Regions from separate parts of the Homo sapiens genome. Here region 1 is linked to region 2. A link is an interaction called in ENCODE POLR2A ChIA-PET data of the cell type or tissue named here. Cell type or tissue: MCF 10A. All regions are shown on one strand. Links, peaks and the distances in the headings refer to the core of each region. The heading gives the core; the rest is flanking DNA.

The links. Peaks named below come from ENCODE experiments on the same cell type or tissue, not always from the same donor. Only the 100,000 strongest peaks of a DNase experiment are listed, where the experiment ranks them.
Region 1: POLR2A ChIA-PET joins it to region 2 with 7 read pairs; 2 of 35 experiments call an interaction of 5 or more read pairs at or near these places.

The regions. Positions count from the first base shown.
Region 1 is chr2:229,236,000-229,243,902 of GRCh38, reverse strand. All of the region lies in intron 1 of PID1 (phosphotyrosine interaction domain containing 1), which reads left to right. It also overlaps the pseudogene RN7SKP283. Among named protein-coding and RNA genes, the nearest start is that of PID1, 31 kb to the left of the region's middle. In MCF 10A, for the core only: no CTCF peak of the experiment used is centred there; no DNase peak of the experiment used is centred there.
Region 2 is chr2:229,297,258-229,305,160 of GRCh38, reverse strand. No RefSeq gene overlaps it. Among named protein-coding and RNA genes, the nearest start is that of PID1, 30 kb to the right of the region's middle. In MCF 10A, for the core only: no CTCF peak of the experiment used is centred there; a DNase peak (open chromatin) is centred at 4,140.

The DNA.
Region 1 (7,903 bases), core at 1,385-5,384, 60 kb after region 2:
ATTATAACAAAAATGTATGAGCTAGGAAAAGCTGAGAGTTACTAAATTGGGCTTTGAATGGTGTAGATGTAACTTTGTGTAAAAATACATGAGTTTCATTTCTCTTGGTATTGGAGGAATACAGATAAAGATGATTGAGATTAATACTAAGCCTCCTTATTTATTGTTTTATTTGATTAGTTCCCTTGGGTGGTGGGATTTACTGTGAGGCAGATACTTTGTTTCATTCTTGTTTTTCATCTTTGGGCTTCATATTCAAATGCCACGTACCTGTAGAATGTTAGCTACAGAAAATTTTTTTAAAGGTGATATTCATTTATTAATTCAACAAATGTTTCTTGAGCACCTACTCTGAGCCAGGTACTATACCAGGCATTGTCATTGTCTTCTGGGAGTGCGCAGTCTTGAGGACGCAATAGACCTATGGATAAGTAATTACAGTACAGCAGAATCAGTGCTATAATAAAAGCAGAGTGGGGAATTATAAACCTTGCCCTAGAAAGGAACCCTTCACAAAGAAGACGATGTAACCTGTTTAAGGATTGATATGGTTTGGCTCTGTCCCCACCCAAATCTCATCTTGAATTGTAACTCCCACAATTCCCATGTGTGGTAGGAGGAACCTAGTGGGAAGTAATTGAATCATGGGAGTGAGTCTTTCCCATGCTGTTCTCATGATAGTGAATAAATCTCACGAGATCTGATGGCTTTAAAAATGGTACTTTCCCTGCATAAGCTCTCTCTGCCTGCTGCCATCCATGTAAGATGTGACTTGCTTCTCCTTGCCTTCCACCATGATTGTGAGGCCTCCCCAGCCATGTGGAACTGTTAGTCCATTAAACCTCTTTCTTTTGTACATTGCCCAGTCTTGGGTATATCTTTATCAGCAACGTGAGAATGGACTAATATAAGGATGAATAGGCATTTGGTAGGTAGAGAAGATTACCCTAGGCATAGGGAAGAATCTTCACAGAGCTGTGAACTCAGGCTGTTCCAGACAAGAGTGAGCACATCACATGAGGCTGAAGGGTTGGAGAAGGACTAGAGTGAAAGAGTATGGAAGCACAACTGGGCTATAGCACAACATTTTATAGGATGTTACTGAGCATGGACTTCATTTTCTAGGCACTGGGAAACTATTGGGAGCTTATAGGTAACAAATGACTCAGATTGGTTTTAAGATGATTCTGTTGGTGGTATAGAAAATGTATTGCAAGCAGGGAAATGTTTTAAGGAGGCTGTTGGAAATGGTACAGGCAAAAGGGGATGAAGATGTCATCTAAAGCAGTGACTTTGGGGTTGAGGAGGTGGCAGAGGTTTTGAGTGAGGGTGAAGAGGCAGAATGGGTTGACAGCTGATTAGAGAGGACGGGAAATGTAGAGGAGAGTCCTGAGGTTCCTAGTGTAGGCAGCTGAGTGGAGCATGAGGCCAGATATGGAGTCAGCCAGTTTTACCAGTCGAAGCAGCATATTTCAGGTGGCAGTGGGATAGGGTGGGTGTAGAATCACGGGTTTTTCTTTTGGACCTATAACTAAGCTATATTTTAGCTTGTGGACATGCAGTTCTTATTATATGGAGTGAGCTGAGTCATAGCAAGTGCTGTGAGTTTTGATTTTAGCTGGCCTCTAATTAGGCAGAACAGGAAAACTCTATTTTAGTTGTTGGATTAAATATTTTTCCACCTCATGATCTAGAGGTAGAGGTCTCTGACTTTAAAAATAGCTATTTACTAGCCAGGCATGGTGGCTCCCACCTGTAATCTCAGCTACTTGGAAGGCCAAGGCCAGAGGATCATTTGAGTTTCAGGAGCTTGAGAAAAGCCTGGGTGAAATAATGATGTAGTGAGATCCCATCTCAAAAACAAAAACAAAAACAAAAACAAAAACAAAAACACTGATTTACTGAGTGATAGCTCTGTACCTGATGCTGTGCTTAAGAGGTACTGTGTTACTAGTTACTAGTTACTAGTATTTTACAAGGGAGAAAAAGGGTACTTATAGAGGTTTATGAATTTGTCAAAAGTGGTGAAGATGGGAGCAAGACAGTTCTGTATTATATGTAAGCATTTTGTTATATGTGAGTTTTGAAAAAAGGTAACTTTTGTAAGAAAGCAGGTGAAAAAATGAAAAGATTCTATTTTAACTTCAGCAGAGAAGTGGTTAGGTGCTTTGCTTCTTATTTGGTGATCTAGGTTGATTATTATAACTTTTCTGACCATATGGGGGAAAATAAAGCTTGATTTACAATGCTGAGAATTTGTACTACCTAATAACTCACTAACTTTTCAGGAAAGGATATAGTTTGAGTAGCTTTCAGAATTATAAAGAAAGAATTGGACCTCTTAAAAACCTGTGCTCTCATAAAGAATACTTTTTCATTCTGTTTTATTTGTGCAACAATCAGATTTCTGTGGCTAGGTTAATAGTGTTTTATAGGCTTTTCTGGGTAAAATAAATTTTTCTGTTGGACTGAGGGCAAAATGGAAACAGACCTAGCCTACCAAACTGTAAAAGTCAAGCCTCCACATGTTAAAGGTGATTAGCCAGTAATTTAACTGCTTTTTAAAACACAAATCAATAGTCCTGTTATTGCAGAATGAGAACAGAATACAGAGTCCTAAAATGTGTCATCCACTATGGTCAGTGTAAACTAAAAAAATTCTGGCAGGAAAATGAAACATAAACAAGAGAAAAAGGAGTCAATAAAAATAGACCCTAAGAAGACACAGCTGTGGGAATAGCAAATGCTTTAAAACAGCTACTATTAATTTGTTAGAGGAACTAAGGATTTTGTCATAAGGAGTGAACAAATGGAAAATCTCAAATGAGTAATGAAAAGTTTACAAAAGGGCCAGATAGAAACTCTGGAATTGAAAAGTAAAATATCTAAAATAGAAAATTTTGCAATATGGGCCTGACAGCAAATTGAAGAAGAAAGAAGAAAAGGCCAGTGAATGTGAAAATGGATCAATAGATATTACTCCAGTTGAACAATGTAGAAGAAATAAAAAGAATTAACAGAGCCCCATATGGGACACATCAAGCAATATAAGATACATGTGATTGCAGTCCCAGAAAGAGACAAGAAAAAGACTGGCACATGAAACAATATTTTAACAAATAATGGATAAAAATTTCCCAAATTTGGTGAAAAATATTAACTTGATTCAAGAACCTTTGCAAACCATAAGTGGGAGACATCTAAAGAAAACTACACTTTTGTTTTTTAGGCAAATCATAGTCAAAATGCTGAAAGTCAAAGCAATGAGGTAATCATGACAACAGTGAGAAAAACAGTCCATTATATACACAGCAATGATGAATATTCACTAACTTATCAGAAATAATGGAAAGGAGGAGGCAATGGGAATGACTTGTTTTAAGTGGTGAAAGAAAAGAGCAATCTGTCAACCCAGAACTCTATATCCAGGAGAGATACACCATGGACATGAAAACAAGATGTTTTGCTTACTTGGTTTGGGAACCTCTGAGTTACACAAAGCTAAGTAGATTTCTGTACTGTATGACTTCTCAGTAATAGAGAAGTTCTAAGAAGAGGATGTCACATTCACTGATATCCAAGTTTTTTTTTTGACCATAAATCCTTTATTCACAGAATGTCTCAGGGGATTCATTTTATTTGTAAAACACGTCTGGAAATACTAAGCTTCGGGAATGGAATTTGATATTTATTCTTCATTTTTATTTTCATGATATTGCCAGGATGAAGTGATTTTGGAAAATAATTAGCAATGTATCTGTTTGCATCTGTAATAATGAAAATGTGACGTTTTACCTACATTGACTTTTCTTTCTTCTAATAACACTTTCAGAGTTGAATGGCTTTGGGCTGTTGCCAGGTGACATACTTTCCAGCAGGCCTAATGGTTCAGTCTTGCCTTGTTGGACTATTTAGATATAGATGAAAATAGAACTCCCACCTAGAGTTTTCAATGCATATTTTATGAGTATAATAGTGCCAGGAATATAGGTTGAATTGGATTACAATAAAATCATTATCTTTTACGCCTCTGTCTTGTGAGTATTTATGTGTACTCTTACATGTAGTTTATACATGAGTGTTACAAATTAATGCTACCAAAAGCAAGTTGTAAAAGTAGTCCAGAATTACATTGTAAATGACTTAAGCCATCTAATTAAAATAAAATTTCAATGTCTTGAAATAATTCAGTGAAGGATTAGTGACTTAAATTTCATCGCTGCTCTGAACATGACCTTCTCTTTGAATATATTAGAAAATGGAGCTTAAGAGATCATCATTTAAAAGGTTTATTGTGAAATTTTTTTCTTTCCATCCCCTATTCCTAAATCTAGTCATAACCCCCTAGATGTCTAACATATTTCCTTTCCACAGCAGAGTTTGAAATCTCTACATAGCCAACATTGAGGCTCTCAGGCTCCCACCGCATTAGTGTTGATTGACACGGGGGGTTCGGCTTTGTCTTCTTGTCTGTGGCTGTAAAGGGCAAGGTGGGCATTCCTCTCTCTGTGTTTTTCCCTTACTCGTTTCCTCCAGGAATTTGTGAGTCTCAGTCTCTTTTCCCTCTCAACCAAAGGCTTCCAACCAATGACTATAAACTTCTTCTACAGCAGTGGTTCTCTAATTGGTCCTCAGTTCTTCAGCATCTGTCACTTGGAAACTTGTAATAAATGCAAATTCTTGGCCCCTCCCGCTAGCTTACTAAATCTGAAACTCTGGGAGTGCAGCCCAGCAATCTGTGCTTTAACAAGCTTTCCCAGAGATTCTGAGGCTCTATGAAGTTTGAGAACTTGTTCTCTATAGTAAGAAAAAACTTAAATCATTTTTTTCTCATCCTTTTGGTTATTTGACAACAAAGGTAAAGCAGAATCTAAGAGTTCTTGGTGGTGATAGTAGCGGGGTGTTGAATAAACCACTTTTCAAATTAAGTGATGTATTTTAAATAGTAACAATAATTAGTGGTAATATCTTTACAATATTCTTGAGGTCATTACTAATGCTATTGCTGTGTTACTGTGAGGAAACAGGTTTAGGAAAGAAGGTAGCCAAAGTCAAGGTGTTTAGTAGTGGAGCCTTGATGATGATGCTGGTTTGACCAATACTAGCACCCATGCTGCAGCCCACTTGGTAATGCTCTCTGAGATGCCTGGTAATGCCTGTCTCCTCTTATCCCTGCCCATGTCTTCCCTGTGAGGCCAGAGACTTACTCGTTTCTTTTTAAAAATGCAAGAGGTGGAGTGAAAGTTCGTGTCTTTGTAGATTAACTCTGGCCTTTCTTACTCATTTGTAGACTATCCCACCTCCCAAACTAGTAGCCAAAGCTACCTTGATCAAGGAGAGGGAATGCTGTACTTTATTCGTAAGGCAAACAAATGTTTATGGCCTCTTTTCTTATAAGTACTGTACGCTAATCGATTGCGCTGCTAGAGCCACTATGGCCTCTTTTCTTTCAAAAGTTTCTCTCTTTCTGGAAGTAGTGAATTCACTGACCAATTTATCTTTGGGCTCTGGCCTGCGGTTTTTGAAACTTTCCAAGATCAACTGAGCGATGATATGGTTTGGCATTTTAAACTGCGAATATAGTATAAAGTTGGATGATTTTGAGAGCAATTCATGCTCGAATGAAGTCTTTATCCCACTGAGTTATGGTCTCCAACCCAACCCCTTTAAAAAACTTTGTTGGATGATTAGAGGCAGGCTTTCCAATTCCACTCATGACAATTGAGGGATTCATTTGCACTCCAAGATATATTTATTTTCTTGACCACCAAGGAAATATAATGTTTTAAAGAAGTAAGGCAATTCATATTAAATGGAAAGGAACTATCTAAATTGAAACTTAATGGGGTCATATTTTAACATAAAAGTGAAAACTTAAAGTAACCTTCAGAGTTACTAATTAGTTTGATACTAGCTCCACTTTTTCTACCATGTAGATTTCATTTAGTAGAGGAGAGTAAAAGAAGAACATTAATTAAAATTGGAATGATTAATTTTGTTATGTGTCTGTGTAAATTAATTCCAGTGTCAGTATAAATTAACTCCAGTGTTAGTAATTCCATAGACTTCCTTTCCATGGTTTGCTTCAATAATTGAGAATTTATCAGTCATTCTGATATCAGAATTCAAATAAGTATTTATACGTGCTTGTGTGTATGGGGCGGGTAAAGGACATGAAAATGTATAGATATTTAAGAAATGTCACTTTTACTCCAATTTCTTATTTATGTTAGGATAGCCTTCAATTTTAAGCAAAACACCTATTTAGAATGTTTCTCCTTCATCTCCTTCTCTACCTAGGTCCCTTTCCCTTTTCTCACACCACTTATAATTAGAAGCAAGTGAACAGCTTTGCACTTGGCAGAGATTAAAAAACCTTTTTTTTTCTGTTGTACAAGGTGATTTTTGTGCAAACAATTGCTATCTCTTCCATCAAAACAGTGTTCTCTCTAGAGAATAATGCTTGTTAGGTCAGTTTGGTGTGGCAATATTTATAGGGGATACGCTTGAATGACTGAAAATTGTAAGTGGAGATGTTCACATAACATTTGTTTGCTTCTCTTGTCCACCAAAGTAATTCATAACTGTAGATATCTTTTTATGTGTTGACTGCCTCGTTCTACAACACTGACAGGTGTTGGTGACTGCATATTTTTTCCTAATTCCTTGAACATATTCACAGAAAGAATAAAGTTTAGTTTGGGTTTCTATTGTTATTCTCTGGATGCAAAAAGAATTCCTAGCTCCCAAAATGGGTAATTTTCTTGATTACTCATGATCTATCATGTAGTTCCTCTGTTTGTTTTAATTTCTTAATATGGAGTAATATTTTACAAGATTTCCAAAATACTTAGATCCTCATCTATATTAGAAGTCAGTGTGTGTGTGTGTGTGTGTGTGTGTGTGTGTGTGTGTATGTGTGTGTAAAGGAGAAGGCCGCATGCTAGGCTTTGCGGGACACACTACCCTGATGTTGTAGTATGAAATAGCTATCTATAAACAACACATGAGCAAGTGAGTGTGGCTGCATTTACATAAACCTTTAATATATAAAGAGGTATTGTGCTGGTTTGGAACTGGGTATAGTTTGCCTACCCTGCTCTGTGATAATTACTGTGGCTTTATCTGTCTTCTGTAACCCATCGTCTTCCACATCACCCTCCTGGCCTCTTCCTTCTACCTGGTGATAGTCGCCTGCTTTCTTCTTCTTCATTTTTCCTCAAGTTATGCTCTCCACCTTTGCATGCTTTCTTATCTGCTATCTCTCTGCTCTTCCTTGAAGATTCCTTTGTAAGATGTGAAAATGACCTGGTGACAGCCTCTTTCCCCACTGATAACCAGGGTTTATTCAGTTGTTCTGACTGTCCAGACTGGGCTGCTCCTTTCTCCTTTACCATTTCAGGAAAGTCCCTCCTGAAATTTCATTCCCAGCAGAAAACGGTGACCTTCTCAGAAGAAGGTGGCTTTGCTCCTTTAAAGTGGGAGAACCGTCTTTGTGAAGCTGCGACTGACCACTCTATCTGGAAAGGGATGCCTAACTCTCCAAATCTCTTGCAAGTTTTTTGACCTGCCATCGTGAGGTGGCCCCTGTTCCTCCCTCTTCTTCCTTCTGTTCCTCACTTTTCTTTGGGGGTGAGTTTATGTTAAGGAGACTTCTGTGCTTAAAAGAGGGCCTCTTTCTTAAAAGTTTGTACCTGAATTGACCCCATGGGTGACTGTCTAAAGGTAACATGTTTTTTTTCAAAAGCCAAAAACCATTGCTAATATGGTCATAGAGTAAGTCGTTGGTAGACTTGTATGCTCATCGAGCCTCAACAGATCATCTTCGGGTGATGTGCTGCCTCACATCTCAGGGAATCTTGTTCCAAGATAATATTCATACCCCTTTCTTCAAAATACAGGC
Region 2 (7,903 bases), core at 2,212-6,211:
TTTTAAAAGGGAGTTAAATTTGGTCGAATGATTTTTATGCATCTACTGAGATAATAATGTAATTTTTATCCTTCATTCTATTATGTCGTATACCACATTCATTGATTTGCATATGTTGAATCATCCTTGCATCCCAGGGATAAATCCCACTGGATCATGGCATATAATTTGTATTAAATATGCTGTTGAATTCAGTTTTAAGGTTTTCTTTAGGATTTTTTTATCCCTGTTTATTGGGGATCTTGGCCTGTGGTTTTCTTTTCCTGTGGTATTTTTGGCTTTGGTATCAGGGTGATGCTGGCCTCATAGAAAAAGTTTGGAAGTGTTCCTTCTTCTATTTTTGGAAGAGTTTTGGGATGATTCGTATTAATTCTTCCTTAAATGTTTGGTAGAATTCACCTGTAAAACCATCTGGTCCTGGGCTTTGCTTTGTTGGAAGGTTTTTTTTTTTTTAAATTACTGATTTGATCTCCTTATTTGTTGTTGATGAGGGTCTGGAGAAAAGGGAATCTGTGTACACTGTAGTGAGAAGGTAAATTGGTGCAGCTACTGTGAGTCTTCCTCAAAAACTAAAAATAGAACTACCGTATGATCTGTTGATCCCACTTCTGGATATATATCTAAAAGAATTGAAATTAGGATCTTGAAGAGATATCTGTCCTCCCATGTGCATTGCAGCATGAATCACAATAGCTAAGACACGGGAGCAACCTAAATGTTCATCAAGAGATGAACGGATAAAGAAAATGTGGTACATTCACAATGGAATATTTTTTAGCCTTAAAACAGAGGGAAATCCTGCCACTTGAGACAACATAGATTAATCTGAAGGATGTTATGCTCAGTGAAGCAAGCCAGACACAGGAGGACAAATATTATATGATACCACTAATATGATGAATCCAAAATAGTCAAATTCATAGAAGCAGGGAATGGAATGATAGCTTCCAGGGGCTGGAGTTGGGGGAGATACAGTCTAGGGGTACAGAACTTCAATTACACAAGACAAATATGTTCTAAAGATCTATTGTACAGCAATATACCTATAGTTAATCATACTGTATTGTATACTTAAAAATTTGCTAAGGGGGTAGATCTTATGTTAAGTGTTCTTATCACACATAAAATAATGATAATAATAAATAAGAGGTAGTGGTACAATCTCAGCTCACTGCAATCTCTGCCTCCCAGGTTCAAGTGATTTTCCTGCCTCGGCCTCCCAAGTAGCTGGGATTACAGACGCCCACCACCACGCCTGGCTAATTTTTGTATTTTTAGTAGAGACGGGGTTTCTCCCTATAGGCCAGGCTGATCTTCAACTCCTGACCTCACGTGATCGGCCCGCCTCAGCCTCCCAAAGTGCTGGGATTACAGAACTAGATCATTCTCAAAAATAAATAAATAAATAAATAAGAGGTAGGAGGAAACTTTTGGAGATGATGGATAGGTTTATGGATACATTGTGGTGTTGGGTTCATAAGATAAACGTATACTTAGCTCCAAATTTATCAAGTTGTATATTAATTATTTACAGCTTTTTGTATGCCAAAAATTAATTTTAAAAATTTATGATGTTATGATAAGCAAGTCAAAAATAATAGGTAGAGAAATAGAGAAATAATGTAATAATATATCGGTTCAACACATAATAATAAATATTAACACTGAAAATTAAAAAACATTAACATTGTTTTAAAAAGAGGAGATTAGATCATACAGAGAGATACCAGAGATGCATACACACAGAGGAAAGTCTGTGTGAGGTCAGAATGAGAAGGTGGCTATCCATTAAGCCAAGGAGAGAGGCCTCGGGAGAAACCAAATTTGCTGACACCTTGATCTTGGGCTTCCAAACTGTGAGAAAATATTTCTGTTGTTTTAGCCACACAGCCTGTGGCATTTTGCTAAGACTTTCCCAGCAGTTTAATATCCTACCTATATCAGCTGTTGATTGGTCTTATCCATTAATTAAAATGTGTTGAGTTATGGCCAGCATATGACGCATTTGGACCATACTTAGAATGAAGTAAAAATTTTGGACTTGGAAACTTATTTCTTCTAGTCAATCTATGCAAGAGTCATGGCGGCAATTAAGTTATCTATTTTCAGTGAAACTAACCTCCAATTCCACCTTCATCCTTTTCATCTGATGAAGAGACAAAATTCCTTGTATAGAGTAATGTTAGTTGTTTGTAGCACTAGCATTTTTGGTTTACGGAGCGTTTACTGTCTGCACACCTGTAATCCGTCAGCTTTCTTCTTAGCACTTTAATGAGCATGAGGGTCCGCTGTTTGGAATTTCCTCGTCCACAGTGGCTGATGAGTACAGTCCTAGGCCATTGCTGCAGGGACAGTCTGTGGTGTGGGGGCATGAACAGGCCACATGGGAAAACATCTTACATCCATGGACATCAGTGCCTTACATGATTGCCTCAGCCCTTTGTCTCCACAGTCTTAAGCCAGAGTTGTTCACATGCTGGGTTAGAGTTCACCTGTATTCCAAAGAAACTAAACATTCATTTTTGATCTCTAATTTTTCTTGTGATTTAGCACGTGCCTACAGGACAAGGAAACCCCAGTAAATTTCTCCACAGTTGTAGAACATTTGTAGGTTTGGTGATATCAGTCAACATCCCCAACTCTTAGGCATCTAGCACAGGTGACCCTATCCTTCTGACACTGCTCCACTTTCTCTTCTACCAGCTGCACATTCATCCTAACGTTTAACTGCCTGCTGTAGTCTATCAATATAGTCCAGCATAAGTAAGAGTAAAAGATCTCCCAAGTGTTTCACAAAACACTTAAATCCCGTACATCAGTTAGAGCACCCTGATGCAAGTAACTGAAGTGTACTCTGGTTAAGCTAAGCACAAACAAATTATAGGAAAGCTGTGGGAAGGTCACAATATTAAACAAATAAAAAAAAATAAAGCAACATGGAACAAAGCAATATCGATGACTAAAGAACCAGACGAAGAAAGAAGAGAAAACAAGTGACTCTGAAGAGTCTCGGTAGTAGAACTATATGAGTACTGTCAGGCTTTGCTGCTGGAATTCATCAGCTTCAACAAGCTTTCTTGTCTCCATCACTCTCATCCGATTCTACTTCTAGGAAAGGGTTGGGCTTCTGACCTATATTGGGTCACCTGCCTGCTCCTTGTCTAGAGAGCACAAGGCACCTTGGGTAACTGTTCCATCCAACTGTATTCAATGAGGTGGAGCCCATTCCGCAAAAGAAAATCAGAATGTAATTTTCCAAAAAAGGTAGAGAAGAAAATTGGCAACCCAAAGGCAACAAATGGAAACATGAGCGTCTTTATTATGGCAGAGTTATATGTGAGCATACCATGTTAGTTTGTGCACAGTTTAGTTAGTGCCCATCCCCTAGAGTGTCCCAGTCAGTGCTCCTTTCCAGACGGCAGCTGGTCCATGCGCACTGTCCTATGGACAGGAAGTGTTCCTTCTGCTGTGCTCTCTCAACAATCAGTTAGCTGGTCTCAGAGACCACTCTGGATGCTCCACTCCACGAATCTGGCCCTGAATTTGTGGCAGACTAGTTCTGAAGCATTTTGAGATCTTTTGGCACAATGAAGAGCTTGTTTGTGTAAATATTATTATTAATAGTCATTAGCAGAAACAAGGAACATCTTGATAGAATGAGAAAAAGAGGAACCAACTCTGCCTGGGTGCCAAGTAAACAGCTGTGTGGAGCAGACATGGATCTTTGAGCTGCCAGACATGTGGGAAACTGCTCTTCACTGTTTGGGTTTTAGCAGAACTTTCCAGGAGATGAGATGGCACAGCTCCTGCGAGGTTCTAGGTGCTGGAACATGAATCCATGTGGTTTAGAAAAAAGCAAGCTGTCTCTTTAGGATAATTGTGTTTGCAAAGACTCCCAGGGACAGTGGTGACCACATTCTGTCCTTCTGAGGCTTCCAAATGAGAATGTGTGTTTCTATGGCAGAATATATTAACTCTCTTTAGGTCTTCCTGTCGAGGGAGTTGGAGTCCAAATGGAGGGAGGTTCATCCGGGAGTGAGAAGCATGTGAAGTCACAGCAAAGTGACCTTTCCTATTATGAATATAGCAATCACAAAATCTAGTCAAGTGTAAAATGACACCTTACTAGTTATTGTGCTATTGCATAATATTTCAATGATTCAATACTAAAAGAAGAAATACAGCTATATTGAGTAATTCCATGAAACAAAACCACAATATTCAGCGTGGTGTTCATGATGGATTAATCCTTTCCCTACTGAGGAAGTTGTGAAGGGAACCAAGAGCTTTATGGTTGGACCCATGGAGATGGGGGTACTTGCAGAGGAAGGTGTTGCCAAGAGTTACATGTATTACTGGTGTAACTTTATGATTCCATGCAATGGAAGGGGAGATCATATAGAACAAGAGAAATAAAAGAATGTCTTTAAGAAGACTATGCCCTTTTCTGCTCTAAGCAACATGGTTCTACTTGTTTGTACCAGCAAACCATGGGGAGTGGAGTGACGTCCATGGAGATTGGGGATGTATCCAGGGAGTATCTGAGGGACAAGGATAGCACAGAAAGTGAAGTTCTGGGCAAGCTGGAAAAACTGGGCTCTTGATCTTGGAAGCAGTATTAAAGGCAAAGTTGAGGTGTTGAAATCCAGGAAAATAAAATTTCCATTGGCCCTCTCTTTCTCTGCCCCTGTGACATTTAATAACAGAGATTGTCTGGTGAGATTTTTCAGGTTCAAGTAAATTAGGTGCTTATTGTTATTGATCCCAAAAGTGTGGAAAAAAATTTTATTTTCTTAGAAGGGCAATATTGGCCTCTGTTGCCTAGCACAGATCTGATTTTTGTTGTGTGAAAAATTTGTAAGGGAGTGTATTCATAAGGGTTCTCTAGAGGGACATAACTAATAGGATATATGTATATATGAAAGGGAGTTTATTAAGGAGAATTGACTTATATGATCACAAAGTGAAGTTCCACAATAGGCCATTTGCAACCTGAGGAACAAGGAAGGCAGTAGTGGCTCAGTCCAAGTCCCAAAACCTAAAAAGTAGGGAAGCCGACAGTGCAGCCTTCAGTCTGTGGGCAAAGGCCCAAGAGCCCCTGGCGAACCGCTGGTGTAAATCCAAGAGTTCAAAGGCCAAAGAACCGGATTCTGATGTTCAGGGGCAGGAAGCATACTTCCTGGATGAAAAGAGTAGGAGAAAGATGAAGGCCAGAAGATTCAGTAAGTCAGCTCATTCCACCTTCTTCTGCTTGCTTTTTCTAGCCTTGCTGGCAGCCAACTGGATGGTGCCCACACAGACTGAGTGTGGGTCTGCCTCTTCCAGTCCACTGACTCAGACGTTAATCTTTTCTGGCAACACCCTCACAGACACACCCAGAAACAATACTTTGCATCCTCCAATCCAATCAGTTGACACTTAGTATTAACCATCATAGGGAGAGAGCCCCTCTACCAAACACTCCACACACTTCTAGAACAACAGCAATGGGGCATGCTTGGATAATACATAGAAATTCAAGTGATTTCTAAGAGGACACAGGCCCTAAACTCTTAGGCTGCTTTTTCTCCCTGAGTGAGAAAGGCTGGAGCTCAGCCCAGTGGAATGGATTTGTCTGGGGAGAGTAGAGAGATGAGTGGCAGAACTTGGAGGGGAAAAGTTCCAAGGAAATACAGAAATGTCTAATGGAGAATTTTATTACATTTGTCTCTAAATCCTCTTCCTCAAACCTTCCTGAAATTTTCAGTAGGATCAAAATGACTTGTCAATGTACTGTGTGGTTGGATCTGTTTGGAAGATGGGGCAATGGGCTGCTGGTCTCATGGTGGAGAGGGTGTGTGTGAGGATGTGTGAGTGGGGGAGTAGCAGGGAAATGGAAGGTACACATGAGAGACCTGTCACATCCCATTACACCATTTTAGCCAGATGTCACTCTGTGCCTAATGCCACGTTGAGCCCTTTCTATCTGTTATTTCATTTAATCCTCACAACAACCCAAGAAGGCAGGACTAGTGTGTTTTCTGTTAAATCCATGTCAATGCCTTCCTCCTTACACAAGAGGCCATGAGCTTCTTTTGGGCAGGGATAGTATTAGTGTTTTATTTATCTTCGTATCTTACTCATTCAAGTATCTGGCACACAGAAGGGACTTGTGAATATTTGTTCAGTTGAACTGAACTGAGAAGGGGATATGATTAAAGACATAGATTGAAGCTAGACTTTAGAGCCTTGATTGACAAAGCAAGTTTGGATTTCATCTTTAATTATTGGAGTGACTGAAGATGAGAAAGGGTGGGTCAACAGTGTGGGAGGTTTTTGATCAACGAAGTACATCCTACTCGTCTCGACTGATAAGCCCCCAGCAGGTAAGAGTTATATCTTAAAGCTCAGGTTGAAGGGAACTCAGCTGTTTGTCTCATGAATATCCTCTTGACATATCGTTTTTGATGACTGGTTATGATGTCAAGGACCAGTCAACGGTGAAACTCCGGAAGCTAAAGTTTCTTTTGAAGCTGTCGTTTGGTAGATAAAGGAAGTGGGTACAACAATGCTTATTAAAACTCTGAGGAAAATTGCTATTTTATAACATTAAAATATCTACAAAAACAAATGATTGGTTGCCAATTGATAATAAAGATTATTATTCTGGCCATTAGAAGAAGGGCATGGTTTAATATATTTCTTTAGATTCATTTTCTATTGTGAAGTTTTCTTTAAGTCTCTATTTCTCTTATCCAATTCGGTAAGAATAGAAGAATAATAGAACTGCAGAAATCACCAGTGAAGGAGAAACATGATAATTACTATCCCAAAGTCTTCTAACTTCAGGGTCTGCCAGATAGCAAAAGGAGTCCATAAGCTACTTTCAGTTTTTCTAAGAATTTAGTAGAAACCATATATTTTCCTATGATAAGATCATGCAAGCTAACCATATTAAGCTTATTTGCCTTTGGTAAGTATTTTGTCAGCTTTGTGTGCCAACCTTGTCCATCTTTTGCTGATTGGAAGCTCTGATTAGCAGTTATATAAGTCTTTGAATAAAAAAAAATGAGAAAACCTGTGAATTATTATTTTATAAGCAATTCTTTTGTTGAAAAATATTTTCAAAAAGTATTCCTCAGGAAACATGCATAATAAAAAATGCCTTTGAAAAGGACTATTGGGAAGCAATATCATCATTCTTCTTACTTTTATTGATAGGGAAATTGAGGCCTGAGGGTTAAGACAGCCCCGCCAGGAGTTTCAGATCTCTCTTACCTCAACATTTATTTAATCCTTCTTGATGCCTCAGATTTTTTTGTTGAGCTGTTTGAAAACATATCTTCCCAACAATTTTAATTTCATATGAGGAAGGTATATTTTACAGATTCTGTCCCTGGGATCTGCTGCTTTTAGTTTCCCAGTGAATCAAAGGTAATGCAAACCCTTTTATTTTTGGCACAACAAGACAGGTGATTACAGGATACCTGATTACATAGAACTGTGATTATGTAGTTGAGGTGACAACCAAAGAAAGCCCACAGTTGTTTGCTGGAACTTGGCAGAATGTCCATTAAAAAATCATCACCAAGGCTCCGTCTGAACACCTTGGTATGCTTGTCCCTCTCTCATGTTCTCACGTCATTATCATGGTCTTGCTGCAATGGCTCTCTGTTAGCTCCACCGCTTCCTTTGGAGAACGTAGGACTTGAAACCACAGGGGAGGACTCGACAGAGAAAGCAGAGCCTGTTTGCTAACACTTCAGTCTGGGCAGAGAAGCCTCCACTCACTTTTAAACGTTCATTTAACCAGTATTTCTCCAGAAGAGTGAAGGAAAATATTGAAGAGAGAATACATTCTTATTAAAGGAAGCAAATTGCTGTTATTTGAATCAAAGGAAGGAACACAGCCAGCCTGCATTTC